2 separate regions of the Homo sapiens genome follow, and region 2 is linked to region 1. Evidence: chromatin contacts called from ENCODE Hi-C or POLR2A ChIA-PET data. All regions are on one chromosome and are shown on one strand. The core of a region is the stretch at or near the end of the contact, and the rest is flanking DNA. Distances in the headings are between cores, read along the strand shown.

What was found. Hi-C counts contacts between places; a loop is a spot of excess contacts on that map. ChIA-PET counts read pairs that join two places held with the same protein, here RNA polymerase II (POLR2A). Pooled maps may share reads with other maps.
Region 2: a loop to region 1 is called in a map of IMR-90, with 5 times the contacts of the local background. The contact joins the promoter of LMO3 here to the enhancer-like site in region 1. A Hi-C loop is called at or near these places in 2 of 168 maps with a recorded cell type or tissue (IMR-90 and OCI-LY7) and 2 of 50 pooled maps. POLR2A ChIA-PET finds 5 or more read pairs at or near these places in 1 of 52 experiments (OCI-LY7).

The regions. Positions count from the first base shown.
Region 1 is chr12:15,977,977-15,980,676 of GRCh38, reverse strand. The region is part of intron 5 of DERA (deoxyribose-phosphate aldolase); the gene reads right to left. Among named protein-coding and RNA genes, the nearest start is that of DERA, 68 kb to the right of the region's middle. Within about 2 kb of position 1,352, at least 8 of the 41 ENCODE cell types and tissues checked have a DNase peak (open chromatin) inside an H3K27ac peak, as active enhancers do.
Region 2 is chr12:16,604,888-16,607,660 of GRCh38, reverse strand. LMO3 (LIM domain only 3) reads left to right here and starts at 1,499. Exons shown (of 4, transcript NM_018640.5): 1 at 1,499-1,595. RefSeq lists an enhancer at 2,565-2,773.

The sequences.
Region 1 (2,700 bases), core at 103-2,602:
TGATCTGAGATGCCACACCACCTACCTTACCCTGCCCATCTACCTAACCTGGGAGAAAATCATCCTACTTATGCCTCCAATATGACAACCTGTGTAAGAATGTTAAAAATAGTAATAGACTATGGAGCGAAAAAAAAAATTATATTCTTTTAATTCAGAGAATGAATTGGATGGAATGACATTTCTTAAGTTATTGAATCTAAAAAAAGAAACTTGTTTTCTAAGAACAAGTGACAAGGAAAATCTTCTGATCTAAAAATCCAAGAACGCTAATCCAAGTTAACTTGTGATTTAATTAATGATTTTCTTCCACAAAATAGTGTTGTCATTAAAAGCAGGCTTTAGAGTAGGACAAATGCAGATTTAAAACCCAACTCCATCATTTCCTGTGGGACCTTAGGCAAGTTATTTCTGTCAGCATCAGCTCCATCCTTAAAGTGTCAATAATATTTACTTTACAGGGTTACCAGGAATGAGAGAGAGATATACAAAGTACTTTGCATACTGCCTGACATGTTATAAGCACTCAAAAAGTTTAATTATTAAGTTCAGAATTCTAGTAAAATGAATTTCCACTAAGTGTTGTGTTATAAAAGTCAAATCTTATTTCATGGCCTGACCCAGTTCCAGTAACCAAAGTTCTGTTGGATTACTGCTTACAATCAGTGAGCCATCAGACAAGGCTGGAAAGTATTTTATTACAGCAGTTGTTAAAGTGAACTTTGGCCTGTAAAACAAATTCTTAAAACACTGATCACGACCATATTTGTGAACAAAAAAACACCATCCTTTTTCTAGAGTACTACCTTCTGATGCCAAGTGAATTTCTTGAAGTATAGTTAAAATTAACCACGAAAACCAGAGGTATTTTATGATTCAGTCATTTGGAAGTTATACTCTTTAATCCATGATCCAAACAGAATGAACTGCAAGTGGTCACTTAGAGCATAACTGGATTTACAAATATGCAACCAATGTCTTCTCATTCTTTAACTGCCAATTTCTAAAATCATTTTACTGGCCTATTTTACCACATAACAGGATCAAGTTTTTCTGAGAAAATATCTTAATCTTTAAGGTTCAACAGGTGGAAAGTTGTCATTTCTTTCTGTTACCATTCTGCCCAAAATATATCAGAACAATTAAATCAAAAGTTATACCAAATCTGGTCTTTTTAAAATGTGACCTGGGCTCTATCAAGTGATTGCTTCTACTCAGGCCTTTGAATCTTAAAGAGTGAGGCAAAGATGAAAGAATAGTTAGATATTTTCTTTATTATTGTGGCATCAGCAATAGCAGGAGATCCAAAAGTCCAGTGTCCCAGGGGCCAGCCACCAGCCAACAGTGTGGTACCTGTGCTGGCCAGTAGGAGCAGCACCAGCAGTGGCCCTGGGCCCAAGCTCTTCCTGTGGCACAATCTGACTGTGTTCTCTGCTCCTTATTCCCTCATGGTCCTGCTTTTTTTCCAAGCAAGGCTTCCTACTTATTCAGTGAGCTTCTTTATGTCTTCCTAATATAATAAATTCCCTTTCAGCTTCACTTAATCAGAATTGGTTTTCTTCAACTCATGAATATTTACTGAAGAAGTATAGTATTGTAGACAAAAATGTGGATTCTCCTGAGTATATGGATTCACACCCCAACTTTACTACTAGTTTATTGTTTGATTTGGGTAAGTTACTTAACTCTAAACCTGTCCCATGTTCCTCATTTACAAAATGGGAATGATAGAAGTATGCACACCTCACGGAGTTATTTTCAAACAGGTTAACACACACGAATAGATAAGGACAATATCCAGCACATTGTTCATGCTCAAGGAATGTCAGTTCCTGTTTTCAAAGTTGTTGGTGGCAGCAGTGATGGTGTTCCTGTTATTATTCAGTGCTTATCAGGCTCAGATTACAGAGGGACTTACAAAAGCAGAGGACACCATGATCTATGTTCCTTGAAGAACATAAAATAAAACCTCTTTGGGCCCCTAAAAAAACAGTCTGGGGGAAACGGCTTACTATATATCACAAACAAGTTTGTTTTTAAGCTAAGAACCCATGCTACTTTGAATAGCACAGACTCTTGAGATAAGACATTTTTGCTACTTGCTAGTTGTGTAAACATTTAGGAATTATTCGATTTCTCTAAGCCTAATTACTTAGGGAGGCTCAGTTTGCTCACATATTTTTGTGATGATTAAATAATATATGTTGCTAGAATAGAACCAGGCATTTAGTAGGCAGTTAATCATTCAATACTAGCTTCCCATATTTTCCCTTATACACTTCCAGAAACCCAAAAATAACTTTAACGAACAAAAAATAGCAAGCACTGTCCTAATACTTATGAAAGCACAACTAGAATTTGCCAGTCTTACATATAAGAAAAAATAGACCACTTCACTCCAACACAAGCCATAGAAACCACAAAGAAGCATTATTAGTGTTTAGGTCGTTTTGAGGACTTTGACAGTACCATGATAGACACCTCAGAAACTAGATGAATGACATATGCTAATCAAAGTGGCTTGATGGCTGAAATGTAACCCAGTCAATCTCAAATTATGTCCTTTAACAAACTCAGCTGACACTTTCCTTTCAATACAAATAAGCCAAACAATGGAAAAACGAATGAGCAGGTTTTCCCCTATGTTGGTAGGAAAGGACAATGGTGGGGTATGGAGTTATTATAACTGCTGCTAGACCA
Region 2 (2,773 bases), core at 250-2,749, 630 kb before region 1:
GTGAGTGTCTTTCAAATGTGGACCATTTTTAAGCTTGACCTCTGACAAAGCTTTGTAAAATCTGGTGAGGGTACTTTAAGAGCAGCCCAAACAGAGGGTGACTTTGAAGTTTGAAAACTTAGAAAAATAATAAGGTATTTTAAAGCTACCAGTGGCCTTTATAGATGCCAAGGAAAGTTAAGAGGAGAGGAGGTTAGAGAGAATGGGACCTATTAGAAAAAAAAAAAAAATCTGTCAAGGCCTTAAAACAAGCCTGTGAAGACAAAGCAGTAATGGTGCAGAAACTATGGTTCTTTGACCAAGTTAGTCCTGAAAACATGTTTCTCAGTGCTGTTGGCTGTTTTTCATTGGAGCGTGTGAGTTTTAAATAGTAAGGAATTCAAGTAATTGCAGGAAGTGTGTTTCGGGGTGGTGGTGGTGGGGGTCAGCATTAGTGAATGGAGAACAAGTTCACAGTTTGGGTCTTGGGCCATTAGAGGAAGGGAGGAAGGGAGGAAGGAGAGTGTGTGTGTGATCCCCTGAACCAGGCTTGTGTGGCGGACTTGCGGAGCAGCGACTTCAGAGAGTTCATGAATGGAAGTCACAGACAGACCAGCGACTGCAGCCACCTCCAGGCATTTCTTAAAGGGGAGGGTTGTGTGCTTTTTCCAGGGTATTCTGGTAGCAGTTTGATTCTCTTGCTTTTATTTTAATTTCCATAATTGGTAGCTTCAGAAATGGCTTTGGAAGGCAATTTGCTTTAAATGTAGCCACCTATTCCAAAATGCCCTGGTTATTTTAGGAACCCTACCCTTTTCCTCCGGAGCTCTCTCGCAGGAGTTCTTCTTTTGGACTGGTCCAGGAGGTAGGGTCCTTCCTCAGTCGACTCCTGCAGAGGTCACATTTTGTGTGCGGGTTTGTCCCCAGCGTTTGTGAGTAGCATATGCATGTGGTTGTGCTGACTGCACTCGCAGGCTTGTAAATTTTCACCCTGGGAAATTAGCAACAAAGCCCGATCTGTCTCGTGGCTGCTTTGCACTTTCCGAGGGCGGCTGTACTTGACTGAGCTGCAGAACAGGCACACGAGAGCGAGCGAGGGAGCCAGCGAGAGAGGGAGGGAGAGAAGGAAAGAAGAGGGGAGGGGTGGGGGCGAGAGGTAAATAGTCTTAAATCGGAAGGGAGCTGCTTCTCTGTGGTCTTGACAAGCGCTGCCTGGGCTCCGCCGGCTCACTAATAACTGAGTGACCTTTTCTTTGGCTGTATTATGTCTGGCTGGGAAGGGATTGCATTTTGCAGCTGAGAGCCGGAGCTTCCTTCAGCTCGGCTCCTCGCACGCTGCTGGGGTAAGTTGTCTTGAACCAGGACGGAGAGAGACAGCCTCGGACTGCAGTTGCCTAAAAGGAGGACACCTGTGGCTCAGATGCGGTCAACACCATTGCTTGGCGTATCCTTGAGGACCTCATTATTTTAAACTTAAAAAAAAATAGACATTCCCTCCCCCGTCTTTTTTTTTTTTTTCAAACAATGCTTCTTTTTGACCTTTCCCAAGGAGAAGCGCTACAAAGCAGCCACTGTGCTTACTGAACGGCCTCCCCCTGTATCGCTTAATTGAGAAGGTAAGTGCAGCAACTGTGTACACACGCGTCGGCTTATTTGTGGTGTGTGTGTCTGCGGGTGCGCGCGTGCGTGTGCGGATGTGGGTATTTTTTTCTTCCCCAACCTCTGCTAATGAGGCATAAACTGGAGCTGCAACCCAGCTCCGCACTGCAACTTTCACTCGGGCTGCAGCTCTACTGAGACGGTTTTGTTTAAATCATGTGAGGCTTCATTATTTTTATGATGAGACATGAAATAGATGCAGGCGGAAGATGTTGATGGAAGGAGGGAGAGCGGCTGCGGCGCGGAACGTCTCAAGTACGACTCGAGTGGATAATAGTCAAAGTTCACCATGAACTGCAGTATTTCCACACCCCTGACTCCCGGGGAGAGAGGGGCAGGGAGAGTTTGGAATTAGGAAGTGTTTGCTCCCAGCCCATAGGAAAAGAATTCAGTCCTGGGTGGGTTTCCGGACCCCTCCCCCTTACTTGCTGGAATTCATGAACCCCCACTTCTTAAAGAGTTGATATTACAATCTTTTGGTCCTTGTTGACGCTTCTGCCTCTCTCCACGCAGCCATAATAACAAAATGTTGTTCCTTTGCCGTGGAAAAGTGGCTGTGTTTGGGCATGGGGGCGGGGGGGGGGGGCAGGCGGGTAGGGGCAGAAGTGGCTAGAAGAGGGAAGGTCCCTGGACCAAGGTGCCTATATCCTAATAGATTGAGATTCAAACTGATGCAGCACATTTTTTACGGGGACTACTCAGATTGCTGTTATGAAATACAAGTCAGATTTATGATCTTTTTCATATTGAACATGATATGCTATGCTAACGCTGCATGTGACAGTTTAATCAAATCCATTTGTTACCAGGAAGCTAAAAGGGGCCGCTGGGATTTTAGGATTACGGGCAGAGTTAGGGAAGCATGTGGCTTTGTCATTCGCCATCATTTTGCACACTGCGAGGGGCTCCGTGTGTGCGCCCTGTCTTGTCTGGCCGTCCTCATCCCTTCCCCCACCCCCTGCCGCCACTCCGACCCGCTCCCAAAGTGGCTTCACAATAGTCGGTCCTCGGCGGTGTAGGCTGCGCACCAGGTCCACACTTAAGCGAAATCAAGGAGACCCCCTTCTACTTCTACCTTTGGGTTTGGTGCTCAATGCGAAGCTGCTGCAACTCAGACACGCCTAAGTCAACTCAT